Regions from separate parts of the Homo sapiens genome. Here region 1 is linked to region 2. A link is an interaction called in ENCODE POLR2A ChIA-PET data of the cell type or tissue named here. Cell type or tissue: B cell. All regions are shown on one strand. Each heading gives the region's core, and the rest is flanking DNA. Links, peaks and the distances in the headings are about the cores only.

Region 1 (10,282 bases), core at 4,182-8,181, 56 kb after region 2:
ATTGAGAAGGAGGGAATCCTCCCTAACTCATTCTAGGAAGCCAGTATTACCCTGATGCCAGAGCCAGGAAAGCACATGATAAATATAGATACAAAAATTCTCAACAAAATACTAGCAAACTGAATCTAACAGCACATAAAAAAAAAAAATTCATCGTGATGAAGTGAGTTTCATCCCAGGGATGCAGGGATGTTTCAACATATGCAAGTCAATAAATATGTTTCATCACATCAAGAGAATTAAAATAAAAATCATATGATCATCTCAATAGACACAGAAAAAGCATCTGATAAAATCCAGCCTCCCACGCAGGATTCAGACTAGAATATAGCTGTTAAGTGCTGTGTTGTCATTCTCCCTGCTTAAAATAAAGTTTTTTTCTTAACTATACCTGTCTGCTATCTGCTGTAGCAGCCAGGGATGCTTGGTTTCATACATGTTGAAAGGAATAAATTTAAGAAAAAAAACAGCATTCCTTTATGATAAAAACTCTCAACAAGCTAAGCATAGAAGGACTTATCTCAAAAAAAAAAAAAAAGCCATATATGACAACACCACGGCCAACATCATGCTGAATGGGGAAAAGTTGAAAGCATTCCCCTTGAGAACTGGAACAAGACAAGTATGCCCATTCAACACAGTACTTACTGTAAGTCTTAGCCAGAGGAATCAGACAAAAGAAAGAAAGAAAGGGCAACCAAATTGGAAAACAGGAAGTCAACTATCACTGTTTGCTGACGATATGATCTCATACCTAGAAAAACCTAAAGACTGCCTCAAAAGACTCCTATATCTGATGAATTAATTCAGTAAAGTCTCAGGTTACAAAATCAATGTACACAAATCAGTAGCACTGCTATACAACAAAAATGACCAAGCTGAGAATCAAATTAAGAACTCAATTTATTTTACCATGGCTGATAAATAAATGAATAAATAAATAAATAAATAAATAAATAAATAAAATAGCTAGGAATATACTTAACCAAAGAGGTAAAAGATCTCTACAACGAGAACTACAAAACAATACCGAAAGAAATCATAGCTGTTACAAACAAACGGAAATACATCCCATGTTCATAGATTGCATGAATCAATGTCGTGAAAATGACCATACTGCCCAAAGCAATCTACAGATTCAATGCAATTCCCATCAAAATACCATCATCATTTTTCACAGAACTAGAAACAACAATCCTAAAATTCATATGGAACCAAAAAACAGCCCACACAGCTAAAGCAATACTAACCAAAAGGAACAAATCTGGAGACATCACATTATCTGACTTCAAATTGTAATACAAGACTATAGTAACCAAAATAGCATGGTACTGGTATAAAAGTAAGCACATAGACCAATGGAACAGAATAGAGAACCCAGAAATAAAGCCAAATGTTTACAATGAATTGATTTTTGACAAAGCATACAGAAACACAAATGGGGGAAAGGACACCCTATTCAGTAAATGGTGCTGGGAAAACTGGCAAGCCACATGTAGAAGAATGAAACTGGATCTCTATATCTCACCAAATATGAAAATTAACTCAAGATGTATTAAAGACTTAAATCTAAGACCTGAAACCATAAAAATTCTAGAAGAAAACCCAGGAAAAACTCTTCTGGACATTGGCCTAGCTAAAGAATTTATGACTAAGATCCCAAAAGCAAATGCAACAAAAACAAAAATAAACACTGAGACCTAATTAAATGAAAAAGCTTCTGCATAGCAAAAGAAATAATCTGCAGAGTAAATGGACAACCTGTAGAATGGGAGAAAATATTTGCAAGTAATGCATCTGACAAAGGATTAATATCCAGAATCTACAAGGAACTCAAACAAATCAGCAAGAAAAACAAATCCCATTAAAAAGTGGACAAAGGATATGAATAGTCATTTCTCAAAAGATACACACACATAATATAATTAACACAAATGTCTTTTAAAAGAGGACTAATTAAATTATTGATTACCAATATAGACTCTAAAGGTCTCTACACTATTATTGTAGGATGAAGTACTTAAGATATATTGCTAATTAAATTACAAAGGAGAGTACTGAAAATGTGGGTCACATACTCCCACTTGTATAAAAATGAAACATACAATTAGGAAAATTTTCTGTACTGATACAAATGACCTTTTTGATAGTGATAATTTTTCAAGAATAAAATTATAAGTCAAGTTAAAAAAAAGATATTATCTCTAAAGATACAGAAATGGCCAAAAAACATACAAGAAAATGCTCAACATTACTAATCATCAAGGAAATGCAAACTAAAACCACAATGAGATAACATCTTACCCTAGCCAGAATGGCCATTATTAAAAAGTCAAAAATAATAGATGTTGGTGTGGATGTGGTAAAAAAAATTAATGCTTACAGTCTGCTCCTGGGAATATAAATTAATACAACCTCTATGGAAAACAGTGTGGAGATTTCTCAAGGAACTCAAAATAGATCTTCCATTCAATCCAGTAATCCCATGACTGGATATCTACTCAAGAGAAAAGAAGTCACTATATCAAAAAGGCACCTGTATGTGGATGTTTATTGCAGCACAATTCACAAAGCAAAGATATGGAATCAAGCTAAGTGTCCATAAACTGATGAGTGGATAAAGAAAATGTGGTATAGATACACCATGGAATACTACTGAGTCATAATAAAGAAAAAAATAATGTCGTGCAGCAACTTGAGTGGAACCGGAGGTCATTATTCTAAGCAAATTAACTCAAGAATCAAAAACCAAATACTGCGTGTTCTCACTTATAAGTAGAAACTAAGCTATGGGTACACAAAGACATGCAGGCTTGTATAATGGACATTGGAGACTCAGAAAGGAGGACGACGGGAGGGGGATGCAGGATGAAACACTACCTATTAGGTAAAATGTACTCTACCCGGATGATGGATGCACTAAAATCCTAGACTTTACTACTATACATTTATCCATGTAACCGAAAACCACTTGTACCACTAAAGCTAGTGAAATAATAAGAAAAGAATTACTATGGACTGATTGCTTCTCTCTATCTTCCATTTTTCCTTTTAAAAGTCTTTTTAAATAAGATTGTCTACCATGGTCACGCCAGGCTTACCCACCATTATAGGTTGCCTATGGAGGAGTAGATAACCTGTTTCTTCACTTCATATGTCTTTAGATTGACAGGAATGGTGTAGTAAAGCTATATTTAAGGCACTACAGCCAAAGAGCCTCATCCACACTTGGACCTGATTTTGAAGCCAACATTCTGGATTTTGAGCTGATAATGTAAATGGATGTGAGTTTGGGGGAGGGGGAGCAGTAGGAAGAGTTTATGGTATTTTTCATGTCAAGGTAATATAAATAATTTGTGGTCAGAGGAAGAACTGTGGTGGTTTTCAAACATGTCCACAAATTCTTTGATAGTCCTCCTTTCAAAAGATGGAGACAATTCCCTCTCCCTTTAAGTGTGGCATTACTTAATGATTTGTTTTTAACAAATAGGATGTTGTTAAATTGACAAGGTGTGATATCTGAAAGTGGGACATAAAGAGTATTGTGGACTCCTCCTTACTCTCTCTGTCTCATTTGGTCAGGCATTCTGGGAGATACCAGCTGCCATGATGTAAGAAGCCCTGTGGAGGAGTCCAAGTGGTACGGAACTGAGGCCTCCAGCAAACAGGCTTGTGAGTGAGCCCTCTTGGAAACAGATACATCAACCCGACTCAATGGTAAAATGATGGCAGCCCTGGCTGACATCTTTACTGTCACTCAATAAGAAACCCTGAACCAGAACCACCCAGACAAGCCACTTCAAAGTCTTGTCTCACTGGAACTACAAGATAAAAACTGTTGGTTGTTTCAAGTAAATGTCTAAGTTTGTGCATGATATGATTCGGATTTGTGTCCCCACTCAAATCTCATGTGGAATTGTAATCCCCAGTGTAATCCCCCAGGAGGAGCCTGGTAGGAGGTGATTGAATCAAGAGGGCGGATTTCCCCCTTGCTGTTCTCCTGATAGGGAGTGAGTTCTCATAAGATCTGGTTGTTTAAAAGTGTGTAGCACCTCACCCTTCTCTCTCTTCCTCCTGCTCTGGTCATGTAAGATGTGCCTGCTTCCCTTTCCGCCAGGATTGAAAGTTTCCTGAGGTCTTCCCAGTCATGCTTCCTGTGCAGCCTGTGGAACTGTGAGCCAATTAAACCTCTTTTCTTTATAAATTATCCAGTTTCCGGTAGTTATTTATAGCACTGTGAGAACGGACTAATACATTGCATTAATTCATTATACAGCAATGGATAACTTATACACTGGGTAATTACAAATATTTCTTTTATTCAGTCAGTACCATGTGCTATGCTAGACACTGGGGATATAGTGATGAACCACACAGCCATAATCTCTTCACTCAACCAGACTGGTGGGAAAGGCAGAAATTAAACCAATAAGCACATGGATCCACATTTACAGACTGAGATAAGTGCTGAGAGAGAAGCATATGCCCATGAGGAGAAAAACAGGAGAGACATAAGTTAGATTTGAAGGATCTCTCTAAGGATGTGGCATTTAAGCATAGCTCTAAATGAGAGACAGGATTTAGCCAGGTGCAAATTGTGGGAAGAGACTTCCAGGCAAAGGGAACAGCTTGCACAAAGCCCAGGAGTTAGGGAAGGACTTGGATGAGTCAAAGAACCAAGGGAGGGCAGGGATAGTGACTTGAGTGTGATGGACAAGAGGGAGCTGGTTGAGTTGAGGTTGGAAAGGAGGCCAGAAGTAGATCAATGCAGGAACTTGGTGGGTGATAATGAGTATATTTTAGCTGAGGGAAGCCTCTGAAACTTTTAAACAGAAGAATAATGAGGTTCAACTTATTTTATTAAAATGACCATTCTGAATGTCATATGGTGAACTGACTGGAAGGGGGCAAGAGTAGAGAAGGGAGCCTCTGGCTGTAGATCAGGAGCAAGAAGAAGGTGGAATGGCTGTGAGAGGTAGAGATGGAGAGAGGTGGATGGATGCAAGCAATATTGATGGGGCAGAATCAACCAACTTTTAATCTATCCAGCCCAAACAGAACAAGCAAAACCTCTAATTAAGATCATTCAAAGCAAAAGCCAGACTCCCTAAAAATTTTTCTGTGGGTTATTATCTAATATTTGACTACTTAATAATCATTCTGCTTTTTCTAAAATGACTCTCCAACATATGAACTCTATTGTTAATGTATAGAGAAACAAAATAGAAAGGTAAGTTTTGAACTTTTGACAAAAATTTGAATTATAAGCCTTTTATAAAGTGACCCACTTATATAGCTGAGCTAAGAGTTATCCTTTGAAAAGCTAGACCCATTGTACCAGGTCAGTTTCAAACATGCTGCAATCAAGGGGTATGTTTTAAGCTAAATATTTCCTGTTCTGATTACACAAACTATACCAGCCCTATGTTAAATACCACATGTCTATGTTTATAGTAGGAAAGCCTAGAATGGAATAAAGAACTAAACATACATTTCTTTGACAGCGGTTTTTTTTGTTTGTTTGTTTGTTTGTTTTTTGAGATAGAGTCTTACTCTGTCACCAGGCTGGAGTATAGTAGCGCAATCTCAGCTCACTGCAACCTCCGCCTCCCGGGTTCAAGCGATTCTCTTGCCTCAGCCTCCTGAGTAGATGGGACTACAGGTGTACGCCACCACGCCCAGTAGTAGAGACGGGGCTTCACCACGTTGGCCAGGATGGTGTCGATCTCTTGACCTCATTATCCTCTTGCCTCAGCCTCCCAAAGTGCTGGGATTATAGGCATGAGCCCAGCCAACAGCATTATTTTTAAAATTAAGGTCATGCCATATAGAAGAATTTTCTTAGGTAACTGCTTCAATTACCAAGGTTGTCAGAATGTTTTTCTTAAAGAAGCATTTATCCTCTACAGAAACATTCCTCAAGGTGTGTCTAGAGACCATTAGCAGGCATCTGCATCACCTGAGGTGCTTCTGACACTGCAAATGCTGACTCAATAAGTCTTACATGGGACCCCTGAACCTGTGTTTTAAATAAGCAAAGAAGTAATCCCTATTTTTATTCACTAGAATTTAAGAACCTGCACTAGAGATACACTATTATGGCTTGCATAAGAACTCTGAGTAAATGCAAAGTTGTGGTTTGATAGAACAAATAACATCAAACTTTTCCTTCTCTTTTTTTTTTTTTTTTTTTTTTTTGAGACAGTCTCACTCGCTGTGTACTCTGTCATCCAGGCTGGAGTGTAATCATGGCTCACTACAATTGTGACCTCCTGGGCTCAAGCAATTCTGGCCCCAGGCTCCTGAGTAGCTGGGACTACAGGCATGCATCACTGCACCCAGCTAGATTTTTTATTCTTTGTAAAAATAAGGTTTCTCTTTGTTGCTTAGGCTGGTCTTAGGCAGCCACCCAAAGTGCTTGGATTACAGGTGTGAGCCACTCTGCCTGGCCTCAGACATCAAACTATTTTAAAAGAAAGGGAGATCGGGGGCCAGAATTATAAATTCACTATCCTACTTTGCGAAGAGAGTAACCATCTTAAATACATATGAACCTTTCCAAATCTTCAAACCTTCATAATCAGAAAACTTACTGCTGACTGTTAAAACTACATTGGTCAAAGCAAAGTCAGTTTTCTTCCTCCAGAGGTTTTAGCCATACAGTTTTTTTAAAATGGTCTTTGAAATGAAGCACAAGGACAGCTTTGGTGTATGGGTAATGTTCTGTTTCTTGATCTAAATGTTAGCTATGAAGCTGTGTTCTATCTGTGAAAATTTCTTAAGCTAAACACTTGTGATAGGTGAACATTTCTGAATGCATAGGATCCTTCAAAAAATATAATTGGTCTTTTAAAAATTCAAACTTATTAGCAGTTATACTAAAATATTTTAGCATGACACTTCTTGCCTTTCAAGTTAATAACCCTCAGTGTTGATGACTGCTGAACTGAAATGGACATTCTCAGATGCACTGCTTTTGGGAAATATAAACTGATATATAAGCCTTTTGGAAAGCAGTTTGACAATCAATAGCTGTCCAAAGCTCTGAAAACAGTCATAACTGTTGACCTAGTAATTTTGTTCTCAGAATCTATCTCAAAGAAATAATCTTCACTATGGGAAAGTCCTATTCCCAACATCAAAAAACATAAACCCACCTAAATAATCACAATAGGGTAATTATTAAGTGGGTTGTAGTATATCTACATCATAATTTGTATACATTGATGGTAAAGCTAAAAAGCAAAGCAAAGAAATGATTGATAAAAAAATTCTCTATGCATCTGGGGAAGAGCACAAACGCACTCCCACATATGTAGTAATATTCTATTTAAGCTGAGTGGTGCATACACAGGTATTCCTATTATTATGATTATTTAAACTATATATATATTTTATATACTAACAAGTGTGAATATATATTTTATAATATATAAGTTTTGGTAAAATTCAGAACAATTAATGTTTACTAAAAGTTTGTCAACATGAAAAATGCTCATGTCATGCTCACTGCAGCAGCATATACAGTAAAATTGGAATGAAAAATGGTCATATCATAATTGTGAGTAAAAAACTGGGGCACCATCAATGGATAGACTGGGTAAAGAAAATGTGGCACAAATACACCATGGAATACTATGCCCCCATAAAAAAGGATGAGTTCATGTCTTTTGCAGGGACATGGATGGAGCTGGAGGCCATCATTCTCAGCAAACTAACACAGGAACAGAAAACCAAGTACCACATGTACTCACTCATAAGTGGGAGCTGAACAATGAGAACACATGGACACAGGGAAGGGAACATCACACACCAGGGCCTGTTGGGGGTGGGGGGTGCCAAGGGGAAGGAGAGCATTAGGACAAATACCAAATGCATGTGGGGCTTAAAACCTAGATGATGGGTTGATAGGTGCAGCAAACCACAATGGCACATGTATACCTATGTAACAAACCTGCACATTCTGCACATGTATCCCAGAACTTAAAGGAAAGTAAAATAAAAATAAAAACTGGGGCACTATGCCTATGTCCTGAACAGTAGTGCCTAGGTTTTCTTCTAGGGTTTTTATGGTTTTAGGTCTAACGTTTAAGTCTTTAATCCATCTTGAATTTATTTTTGTATAAGGTGTAAGGAAGGGATCCAGTTTCAGCTTTCTACATATGGCTAGCCAGTTTTCCCAGCACCATTTATTAAATAGGGAATCCTTTCCCCATTGCTTGTTTTTCTCAGGTTTGTCAAAGATCAGATAGTTGTAGATATGCGGCGTTATTTCTGAGGGCTCTGTTCTGTTCCATTGATCTGTATCTCTGTTTTGGTACCAGTATCATGCTGTTTTGGTTACTGTAGCCTTGTAGTATAGTTTGAAGTCAGGTAGCGTGATGCCTCCAGCTTTGTTCTTTTGGCTTAGGATTGACTTGGCAATGTGGGCTCTTTTTTGGTTCCACATGAACTTTAAAGTAGTTTTTTCCAATTCTGTGAAGAAAGTCATTGGTAGCTTTATGGGGATGGCATTGAATCTATAAATTACCTTGGGCAGTATGGCCATTTTCACGATATTGATTCTTCCTACCCATGAGCATGGAATGTTCTTCCATTTGTTTGTATCCTCTTCTATTTCATTGAGCAGTGGTTTGTAGTTCTCCTTGAAGAGGTCCTTCACATCCCTTATAAGTTGGATTCCTAAGTATTTTATTCTCTTTGAAGCAATCGTGAATGGGAGTTCACTCATGATTTGGCTCTCTGTTTGTCTGTTATTGGTGTATAAGAATGCTTGTGATTTTAGTACATTGATTTTGTATCCTGAGACTTTGCTGAAGTTGCTTATCAGCTTGGACTTCATGTCTAAAACACCAAAAGCAATGGCCACAAAAGCCAAAATTGACAAACGGGATCTAACTAAACTAAAGAGCTTCTGCACAGCAAAAGAAACTACCATCAGAGTGAACAGGCAACCTACAAAATGGGAGAAAATTTTCACAACCTACTCATCTGACAAAGGGCTAATATCCAGAATCTACAATGAACTCAAACAAATTTACAAGAAAAAAACAAACAACCCCATCAACAAGTGGGCAAAGGATATGAACAGACATTTCTCAAAAGAAGACATTTACGCAGCCAAAAGACACATGAAAAAATGCTCATCATCACTGGCCATCAGAGAAATGCAAATCAAAACCACAATGAGATACCATCTCACACCAGTTAGAATGGCAATCATTAAAAAGTCAGGAAACAACGGGTGCTGGAGAGGATGTGGAGAAATAGGAACACTTTTACACTGTTGGTGGGACTGTAAACTAGTTCAACCATTGTGGAAGTCAGTGTGGCGATTCCTCAGGGATCTAGAACTAGAAATACCATTTGACCCAGCCATCCCATTACTGGGTATATACCCAAAGGACTATAAATCATGCTGCTATAAAGACACATGTACACGTATGTTTATTGTGGCAATATTCACAATAGCAAAGACTTGGAACCAACTCAAATGTCCAACAACGATAGACTGGATTAAGCAAATGTGGCACATATACACCATGGAATACTATGCAGCCATAAAAAATGATGAGTTCATGTCCTTTGTAGGGACATGGATGAAATTGGAAATCATCATTTTCAGTAAACTATCGCAAGGACAAAAAACCAAACACCGCATGTTCTCACTCATAGATGGGAATTGAACAATGAGAACACATGGACACAGGAAGGGGAACATCACACTCTGGGGACTGTTGTGGGGTGGGGGTAGGGGGCAAGGATAGCATTAGGAGATATACCTAATGCTAAATGACGAGTTAATGGGTGCAGCACACCAGCATGGCACATGTATACGTGTGTAACTAACCGGCACATTGTGCACATGTACCCTAAAACTTAAAGTATAATAATAATAAAAAAAAACTAGGGCACTAAATTAGTTATAAATTATAGCACACAGATCTTGTAAAAGGAGGTTGGAATAGTCTTACAAAGACACTCATTTCAACTATGACTTAACGTTGTGCTGAGGATCCCAGTCAAGAATTCCTCTCATAAAAACAAAAGAAAGGACCCACTTAAACTGATATTCTTTTTTTATAATTGTGTACCTAGAACATTCAACACAATCAACTGACAATATACCAACACTATCAAGAGTTTAGTAATCTGACCAAGAACTGTCCTAGATGCCAAAAGAGATGACAGCTAACAGTTTTTGAGGGCTATGTACCAGGCACTGAATAAGGTGTTTTTCACGTATTAACTCCTGAGGGAAGCTGCTATTATTATCCTGACT
Region 2 (10,282 bases), core at 4,138-8,137:
TTTGAAGAGGTCAGGGGAAATGAGAACTAACTGATCGTGACATTTATCCACATGGAGCACAACAGAGACCTCGATAAGAAGCATTTCAGCAATGTGGAGGTGAGAGCAGTCTAACTGGAGTGGGTTCAAGAGAGACTGGGAAGCAAGCAGACTGAGACAGCAGTACAGCCAATTCTCTTGAGGAGTTTATTTTTAAAATATATTCCAGAGGAGAAAGAAAGAAAATTCTCCTCACACACACATAAATTTTCCAACCTGTTAGAATTCTTCCCAATTACAATTCACCACCTAACACCATACTTAAACCTAAACACAAGTCAAAATACAGCAAATCATTGGTAGACTAAATCTCAATAGAAAAAGCCATGCCCAAAAAACATAACTCACCTCCAAAAACTAGCCTCAAATACTGTATCTAACCAAAAAGCCTAATCAAACTGCTTTCTCTCATTTCTCATTCCACTTTCTCTAAGTACACTTCTTGTTACCCAATTTCCTCAAGTAATCTCAATTACAATGAAAATACGAACAAAGATCAATTCTGCATGCCAGAAACCTGCATGTGTTCCTCATACTTTGAGAGAAGACAAGATAGCTATATATGCAGATGACACTTTACTATGGAAGACAGATTGATAGTGTCTTAGTCAGTTTGAGCTGCTATAGCAAACTACCAGAGGCTGAGTAGCTTAAACAACAAACGTATTCCTCCTGGTTCTGGAAGCTGGAAGTCCAAGAATAGTGGCAGCATGGTCAGGTTATGGTGAGGGCCCCCTCTTCCTGATTATGTCCTCACCTGGTGGATCTGCCCTCATGGCTTCATCTGAACCTGATTACCTTTCAAAGCTCCACCTCCAAATACTATCACATTGGGGACTAGGGCTTCAACATATGAATTTGGGGGGACACAAACATTGGGTCCATTAGCCATCAAGAGATAAGCTTCTTAGGGCTCTTTGTTTAGTCTCCTAATCCTTTTTTCCACTTTTACTCTCTTAAAAAATCTCTACACCCAAATTTATTTCTCTTTCTTACCTCACCTCCCCCTCCTCTCTTCTTTTGTTTTGTTTTGTTTTGTTTTGTTTAAGCCCTCTGATTACATGATTGATTACATATCTCCTCATCACCCCCACACCTCTGCAAACCACCAGCAGTAACCTATCAAGCTATTCTAGGTCAAGAGCTAATTGTTCCTCTTCTGCCCTCAACCTGCAGGGAGTCCCAGGAATACCTCCAGGCAAAATTGCTGTCTTTCCTTCCCCAGGACATCTGAACCAGGTCTAGTTGAAGCAAAGTTGGTTGACAACTCATGCCTCTTGTCCTGGCCTGTTCCTCCAGTCTCTACAGCTGTCACTGAAGTTCAATCTCCATTAACAAGGTAACCAGGGGCAGGGACTCCAGGTCTGGAAGCCAAGCTGGGGATGGGAGAAGTTAACCCTTCTCTCAGTTTCCCAAAGCAAAAAGTGTGGGGAGGTCTCTGAATTTTCAACAGCTGTTCTCTCCTCTCCCTGCCTAGCCTACTTAGGTCTATGTCAGTGAAGCAGGCAGCAAAATCACCCATTGTAGGCACGTGCTAGCTCAGGTTCCAAGGGAATCTGAAAGGCTCACCTTGCTCGATGTGTTCAGGCCATTCAGCTACAGTGTTTTAGAGTTACTGACATGTCTCTCAGGCTCAGAACCTTAAGATGATGCTTTTTCTGATGACTGCCTAGATTTTCTGGTATTGATCAGATTAGAACATGTCTGAGAAAATCTGTCCTCTGGGGGCCAGATAGGAAAAGAGAGGGTGAATGAGGAAAAAAAAATCAATTTACAGATACCACAAACAGCCAGGAACATTTCTGGCCAGAGGTGTCCTTTCTGATAGTGCTAAATGGGTTAAAAAGCCATCTCATCAGATCAGTGGAACAAATGAGAAACCACAACTGCGAGTCAATAGGTATTGATTTACCCCTGTTGTGCTTTAATGATGTTTCAAAAGAAAAATGATACCTGAGCAGAGGCACACATCCACAGCAGCCAGCCTTTCTGGGAAAGTCACTCAAGAGTCCCACAAATAAATTGCCTACCATTGAAAGCAGAGGTGTTTCCATTTAAGCTTTATTGAAATAGAAATCTAGAGTCTTTGCAAATGTAACATGTGAGACCAGGAAATTTGTCTTTTCAAGTCATCAAACAGTTAATACCTTAGCTAATTCAGTAACAAGTACACCCACTGAAGCAGAACCTAGAGTTATGAACTAGCCCTAAGACCCATAAATCTTGTACATTGAGAAATAGGGTAGAACCTGCTTTTTTTACACCAAAATACTACGACTTTTTAAAATAGTCCAGGATCATTTAGGATTATTACAGATCTAAGAAAAATACATGTTTCATTGAATCACAGGTGTTAAATACTCCCTATATTCCCAAAGTCTCTCTTATTAAGTGAAGTCTCTCTTAATTGCAGTGTCAATCTATTTATAAGAGAAAAAAAAAATGACTCAGGCCCAAAAAGAACGTAGCATATTTTACAAATAGGAGTTAGATCCCATTCAGAAACTGCAGATGGAAACAGTATCTCTTATGGACATTGGGCTGGTCAACAAGGAAACTGTGGGCCAAAAACCATGGGAAGAAGTAACAGCAATGCCACCAGCCAGTTAGGGAAAAAGGGTGAAATGGCATACCTGTCACTTTCCCTTTTACAGTTTTCCTTCTCCAGCTGAAATTTATTGGCTTCACAATGACCTCAGCTCCTCTTCCATTAAAACATGTTGAGACATGTTGGCACCTCAAAGCATTCCCATAATTTTCAGAAAATGAAAAGACCAAAGCTGTTAAACCTAGCTTGCAAAAATAACAACTGCAAAATGAAGTGGGAAATATGTTTCAACCAGCCAGGGAGCCAAAGTCCAGCACACTGGGCTTCAAAGAGCTCTATTATTATAAACACACACCTGGATGCTAATCCACACCAAAAACATACATTCTGAAAACAACAGAGGAAGCCAGTGAGCAACACCATCACAGATCAGTCAATAAACACCCTCTTCTAGGAAGACAGGGAAGAGGAACTACAGAAAGACAAAGGTGAAAATCAGCCAACTATATATATTTTGACAAACTTTGAGCTTATACAAAGATATGAAAAAGCTAATCTCTAGAGGAAAAGTTAAGCATTCCTGCAAACTAACTGGGCAGTTCATGAGAAATCTACTTCTCATTTCCAATACTGTTGAAACAGTTTTTCCAAGAAGTCTTCTCTCTCACTAATGGGAAGAAGCCTGTAGGGTATCACTTTTGAAATTCTTCCCTCAGGCATCCCCCCTTCCTCAGATCTAGGCACTTTGATTTTTCTTTGACTGCAGTGCACATCTCCATCCCTAGGACCTTCCTAGGCTGTGAACACACTGCATACCTTGCATATTTTCCTACCTTTCCCTTCCATGTAAAATATACTTGTCCTATGTTCCACTTCCCTAGATTCTGTCCTCAACCAAAGTCACAATGAATTAATCATATAAACAAATTAGTTAGCCCGTGCGCTACACCTCTCACCTAGAAAAATATGTCTGTAATCTTGTTTAAATGCTTATTTTCATCAAAAAACATTTGACTGGACTAGGTAACCTTCAAATTGTCTCCCAACGCTAACATTGTAAAATTATATGAGTAACTCCAACCAGAAAAAAAAAAAAAGTAAACCTTGGGCTAAGCTAATTGGTAAGTTGACCTTTTGGGGTCCTTGAAATTAGACAATTTGTGTTGTTGCTACTGGGTGTAAACATGTCACATCTGCTAGTTGACCTTCAATCAAAAATTTATTGGCAATTTTTAGAGGTTATTATTACATTTTCTTGTCTATTCTATGTCCTTCAGTGAATTAAAGATGACTCAAATTCTTTGCTCTTCCTCCCATCAGAAAGTTAGTCTATTTTCTCTCCAACATGGAATCAAGCCAGCCTTATGAATTTATTAATCAATAGAAGGTAGTGAAAGTGACACCTTGCCAGCTCTGGCCTAGGCCTTCATAGGCATGGAAGCTTCTGCTTTCAGCCTCTTTGGAGCCTTAGCCAATACATAAAGTAAAGATATTCCATTACTCTGCTGCAAAGACCTGTAGCAGGAGAGAGAGAAAGATTTCTGTCCAGCCTCCAGTTGTTTCAGACTTAGCTGAGGTGCCAAACATGTGGATAAAGCCATTTTGGATCCCCAGCCCTATAAAACCTCCAGATAAGTGCAGCCACATGAATAAGTCAGACAAGGCCAACAGAAGAATCACCCACCTGAGCTCAGCCCATAGACAGTTGTTATTATCAAGCTACTACCTTTCAGAATGGTTTGTTACTCTGCAATAGATAACTGCAGCACATCCCTAAAAGCTGACCTATTCCTTTCTTTGAATAAAGAAGGTATTAATAACAAATAAAATAATTTTTAAAGTTTCTAATTATCATAGTCATTTCACCCTCCAGCACACACTTACTCTTACAATGGCACATCAGTAAAACTCATTCAATACTTTCTCAGCTGCATGCGTGTCCTTAATATCTGTTGCCATCCACGAAGTCATAAATTGTAAGCTCCTGCTGGCTAGGATCCAGAAACTCCAATAAGTATTTTATAAAGACTTTTCAGAAATAATTTCAGTCAAAGCCTTCAGCAATTATCAGCAATATTTCCTATAAGTCTTACTACTTTTCCACATTGAGAAGTCTAGAATTGGATCCTCAGAGAGAAACTCCACTTTTAAAGCCTCCATTTTTCATGTCATGCTTTTGACTTAAAAGAGCATTGAAACCATAAACCTCTCCCAATGTTCTTTTCACAACAATACAATGAATTATAACTTGGCAACAGGCAGGAGTGTATTTGTATTAATTGGCTGGGAGGTTGGTTATTTGTAAAAGGAAATTTTTAATTCCTCTGCCATGCATTCATGTGTGACAAATCCCTGACACCTGCATAGACATTCCTAGGCCAGAAGCTTATAGTCTTGTCTGGACTCCCTAAGCTGAAAAGTCATCCTGAAAGAATCCATGGATAACAGAGATGACAGTGTTTCAGAAGCTTAGAGTTTGCAAACCATCATCAGAACTCCATCAGACCGCTCATCCATGACCCCTTTCCATGACCTATGACCTTTTTTCATAGGTCATGGAAAAGTGAAATGTTGATTTAATTTTTTTCATAAAATTTGCAAAGTTAAAATGGTATGAATTTTGTATTAGTCCGTTTTCATGCTACTGATAAAGACGTACCTGAGACTGGGAAGAAAAAGAGGTTTAATTGGACTTACAGTTCCACATGGCTGGGAGGCCTCAGAATCATGGCAGGAGGGTGAAAGGCACTTCTTACATGACGGTGGCAAGAGACAATGAGGAGGAAGCAAAAGCGGAAACACCTGAAAAACCCATCAGATCTCGTGAGACTTATTTGCTGTCATGAGAATAGCACAGGAAAGACCAGCTGCCATGATTCAATTACCTCTCACTGGGTCCCTCCCGCAACATGTGGGAATTCTGGCAGATACAATTCAAGTTGAGATTTGGGTGGGGGCACAGCCAAACCATATCAAATTTCTTTTGGGTAAAGGATATTCCATTTTTAGTCTATATACTTCTGAAATGTTGGGCTTTTTAAGAATAAATATGCATTATTTTAGTATTTGTTTAAACATATGATCAGCAGAGAAATTAAATTGTACATAAAATATTCATATTAATATATTTTTCATTATTTGTGGAACAGTCATAGCATAAGTCAGAAAACTATGGGCATCCTAATGAAGACAGAAAGGGCTGTTACACACATCATGACACAAAGGACTAATATTGTTGTACTTTATCTTAATGTAATGACAATTGACTTATAAATGCACTATAAATACATCATGCCCTTTCCTATAACACTGCATAAATCTCTACATCAAACACCAAACTCTTAAAATCTGAATAATGTAAAATGCCAGTGTCTTGATTATAATGTAAACTGTCCGCCACATAATGTGATCTAAAAGTCAAAAGTTAGTTTTGCACCCTAAATCTCTTTTTCACCAGCCTCTTTTTAACCATCTCTTTTTTACCAACTTAACCTAAAGAACGGCTTTGGGAGGAATATCAAGTCTGTCTGTGCTTGAAATTCCTGCCAAAGCCATTCTTTAGGTTAAGTTATAATGCTTACAGGAGACCTCCTTTAAATACAAATAGTGGGCCGGGCACGGTGCCTCATGCTTGTAATCCCAGCACTTTAGGAGGCCAAGGCAGGCAAATCACTTGAGGTCAGGAGTTCGAGACCAGCCTGGCCAACAGGTGAAGACCTGTCTCTACTAAAAATACAAAAATTACCCAGGCATGGTTGTGGGCACCTGTAATCCCAGCTACTCAGGAGGCTGAGGCAGGAGAATCACTTGAACCCAGAAGGCAGAGGTTGCAGTAAGCCGAGATCACACCATTGCACTCAAGCCTGGATGTCAGAGCAAGATTCTGTCTCAAAAAAAAAAAAAAAATACAAATAGTGGTTTTCTTAGAAAAGTAACCAATTCACCTGTTAGAATCAACAGTTTTACCTGATTAAGCCATTACTATACAAGGCTTGACTCCAAATAATGATCACTGCTGATTGTGCTTACTTTCCTGATCTTTTTCTCATGTTACTATTAATGCAAATGATCATGATTATCTGTACAATTTGCTGAGCACCCATAATGAATTCGGCCCAGTAATTAGTACTTGCCACACATTATTTCTAGTACTGATATCACATTACAACACACTATTCTCTCATTTCATGGATTAAGAAACTGACATCCGATGAATTTAGGTGATTCACCCAAGTACACGTAGCTCCTAAGAAACAGTCAAGATGCCAACCAGAGCTGTGTGAAGCCAAAGCCAGAAATCCCTCTACACTGTGCTTATGATACTTAAGGCCAAGCAAGCGCTGTACCTCTGACAAAGTTATAGAATTACCTGATTTATGAGGAAAATTCTTTTTTCTTTGCCATGCCATATTCTTGCCATTTACAGCCAGTGACAGAAAGAAGGCAATGTCACCAATCCAGTCCATCTTCTGCATGTTCCTTTTCTCAACCCATGGCCCTTAGCCAAGACTCTGGTCTATCCTACCCTCCTTCAGTTATTCAAGTCTAATTATAGCTCTCAGAAGCCTCACTAACTCAGCAGATAATAACCACATCCTGTTGAATTCAAATAAAATATTTTTAAAACAATGATAATTGTACTTAGTGATGTTTTTTATAAATAACAAAAAGATAATCACCCTTTAAATTCATACAGTGAGTAGTCTTCCCTCTCAAAGAACTTTACAAGTATTAACTAATTGGTGTTGTAAGATACAGTCATAGTAAATATCCTTTAACTTGTGGAAGCAAGAGTGTCTTACTTAAGGTAAAGCAATTCTGACCCTTGCCTGATAGCACAGGGTGGGCCTGACTCTCACCCTGTCGAGAGGAGCCTCCTGAGCACAACGGGGATGGAGCAGAAAGTAAAGTGAAAATAACGGCTGGGAATTTGTGGAAATCTTTTCATCTACTGGTCACGCTGTTCACAACAATTGTTTTGATAAAACCTTCTCCCGGCCATACAATTTCCTTTTTTTGTTTTTGTTTTTGAGACAGTCTCGCTCTGTCGCCCAGGCTGGTGTGCAGTGGCGCAATCTCAGCTCACTGCAACCTCCACTTCATGGGTTCAAGTGATTCTCATGCCCCACCCTCTGGAGTAGCTGGGATTACAGGCATGTGCCACCACTCCCAGCTAATTTTTTGTATTTTTAGTAGAGATGGGGTCTCGCCATGTTTCCCTGGCTGGTCTCAAATTCCTGAGCTCAGGCAATCTGCCCACCTTGGCTTCCTAAAGTGCTGGCATTACAGTCATGAGCCACCGCATCCAGCCTGCTATTTTAAAATGTAGCTTTCCCAGGAGTTTGAGACTGCAATGAGCTGTGATTGCACCACTGCACTCCAGCCTGGATGACAGAGTGAGATTTAGTCACTATAAATAAATAAATAAATAAATAAATAAATAAGGCTTCCATCAGTTATGATAGTGTGATATGTGATGTAAGGAAAGGCTGAAATCTCAGCAAACTATTCGGCCTGACACTGGATAAAAAACTAAGCTAATAATACTTCAGGCCATCCAGCCTTCTGCCACCTAAGGAAGTGCTTCAGATGGCCAAATATTTCCCTGGTTCTGTTTCAGCTTTTATATGGAATTGTGGCTAAGTTCCTCTATTGTTTTAGTGTAAATTGCTCTAATAGTTAAATAACATAGCATTTCTCTATTAATTCCTCTAATATTTGAACACTTCCCATAAAGATTTCCAAGTAACCATTATTGGCATGACAACATGGTTATCTCAGGGGCACAACTCTGAAACTGACTAGAGAAATACATGAGACCCTTTTTGGGATCCTGGGCTGAAAGATGCACAAGTGTAATCCAAACTAAACGGAATTCTGTACAGAAATGGGACCCCATGCAACATCCAAGAAGCTAACTCTCCAAGCCAGTAAGAAAGAAAAGAGAAAAAGTTGCCTTCTATGTTTAACTTATTTTAATAAAAGAATCTCCCAAAGAACTATCTGGCTGTTTCATCTGTATGTTTATATTATTTGGCATTCATAGCCTAGTACCTAGAGCTACGGTGGAATCCCCAGGTGCTGCAAAAATCCTAACATGTCAAAGACAGTGCTCATCAAATTCTATGGACTTCTCTATATTTCACAGCCTCTTTTGCAGGTACGTTGGGGGTCACATGACTTCTTCTAGTCAAAGGACTCTGAGTGGAAATGACATGTGTCACTTCTAGGCTAAGATGAGTGAGAACCAGTGCACCTCTGCCATCTCTCACTTCCCGTACCATGATCATTGCAGAGGGTGCACATTCCAGATTCTATAGCTGCAAGATAGAATGGGAAATAAGCAAGAAATAACCATTTACTGCATGAAGTCCCTGATATTTCAAGATTTTTATCTATGTGACATCTAGGGCTAATTTTTTTATCTAATACACCTTAGAACTCTCATTCCTGCACAATACTTTATGACTTCAATGCATTTTAAGCTTGAATATGACCTTGAACCTGCCTGCCAATTTGTAATATCATACAGTAGTGGCTGGACAACTGAATATGGAGGCAACAAGGCAGTTTTAGGATTGTGTCTCCATAGGAACCACTCATTAAACTCCTTCTGTGTCCTTCAGCCTGGGCTATATGATATGGAGAGACAAGAAGGAAAGAGATACAGTTCAGGCTCTCACAATGCTCAGGATTTTGTTTCCAGTAAGGTTTTAGGCTCCTGCGCCTCCTAACCAGGATATTATTAATGCGCTGTGGCTGGGTTGCTTAAGAAATTACATAATTATGCCACATCAAGGTTTTATACATGCCTAGAATGGCAATCACATGAACAAGGGGAATAAGATATGAGGATTTAATTGATGCCATGAATTTCAACTCCAATTAGATTAATTAAATTTATAATTTAGTTTATAGTAACTTTCTCCACCGTAACTCTGCCAAAATGCTTGGGAGGCTGTAAGGGTTAATTTAAAATAATCAGAGAAAAAAATGCTAATTGAAACCATAAAACTAGTGTGGTGGCTAGATTAGTGGGCATTTTAGCCAACAGTAATCCCCATGTCTCATTTCAAAAGACATGACAACCTTCTTTTGTCATTTATCTTCTTTTCACTAATGGGAAAACTCAGGGACATGTGGGCCTGTGCCCCTCTCAGTCCTCCTGCCCTTTCCTTTTGTCTTTTTGAATGTCTCTTCTCTGTTCTCAGAAGATTAAAAATATTATGTTTTTGTTTTTTGGTTTTGCCTCTTTTGCTTCCATGACATCTACCTATATCCTTTGAGTTGCTAGGAAATCAGGTGCACTGCCTGGTTCTCTTGTGACTCTTCAATGACCTCTTCCAGTGTCTGTTTTTGGAAGGAAAAAAGAGAGAAAAAGAACAATTTGCTTAATGAATGTTCCCCCTCTAAGACCCAGTGGAATCCTAATTATCAAAGCCTTCTATAGGAACCTGTCAAGGGTATGAACTGATTGCTTTATATTAGGCCAACTCCCTCTTGCTGGAACTGTCATTTATTCAGAGTAACTTATTTTATTTATTTATTTTATTTATTTATTATTTTTTAGATAGAGTCTCACTCTGTCTCCCAGTCTGGAGTGCAATGGCACCATCTCGGCTCACTACAGCCTCTGCCTCCCAGGTGCCTGTGATTCTTGTGCCTCAGCCTCCAGAGCAGCTGGAACTACAGGCA

The links. Peaks named below come from ENCODE experiments on the same cell type or tissue, not always from the same donor. Only the 100,000 strongest peaks of a DNase experiment are listed, where the experiment ranks them.
Region 1: POLR2A ChIA-PET joins it to region 2 with 9 read pairs; 7 of 35 experiments call an interaction of 5 or more read pairs at or near these places.

The regions. Positions count from the first base shown.
Region 1 is chr5:40,654,657-40,664,938 of GRCh38, forward strand. It overlaps LOC124900196 (small nucleolar RNA SNORA63), which reads left to right and starts at 307; the gene lies at 307-438. In B cell, for the core only: no CTCF peak of the experiment used is centred there; no DNase peak of the experiment used is centred there.
Region 2 is chr5:40,598,648-40,608,929 of GRCh38, forward strand. LOC105374737 (a long non-coding RNA gene) reads left to right here and starts at 1,303. Exons shown (of 3, transcript XR_925942.3): 1 at 1,303-1,378. In B cell, for the core only: no CTCF peak of the experiment used is centred there; no DNase peak of the experiment used is centred there; H3K4me3 peaks cover 1,171 bases; H3K27ac peaks cover 423 bases.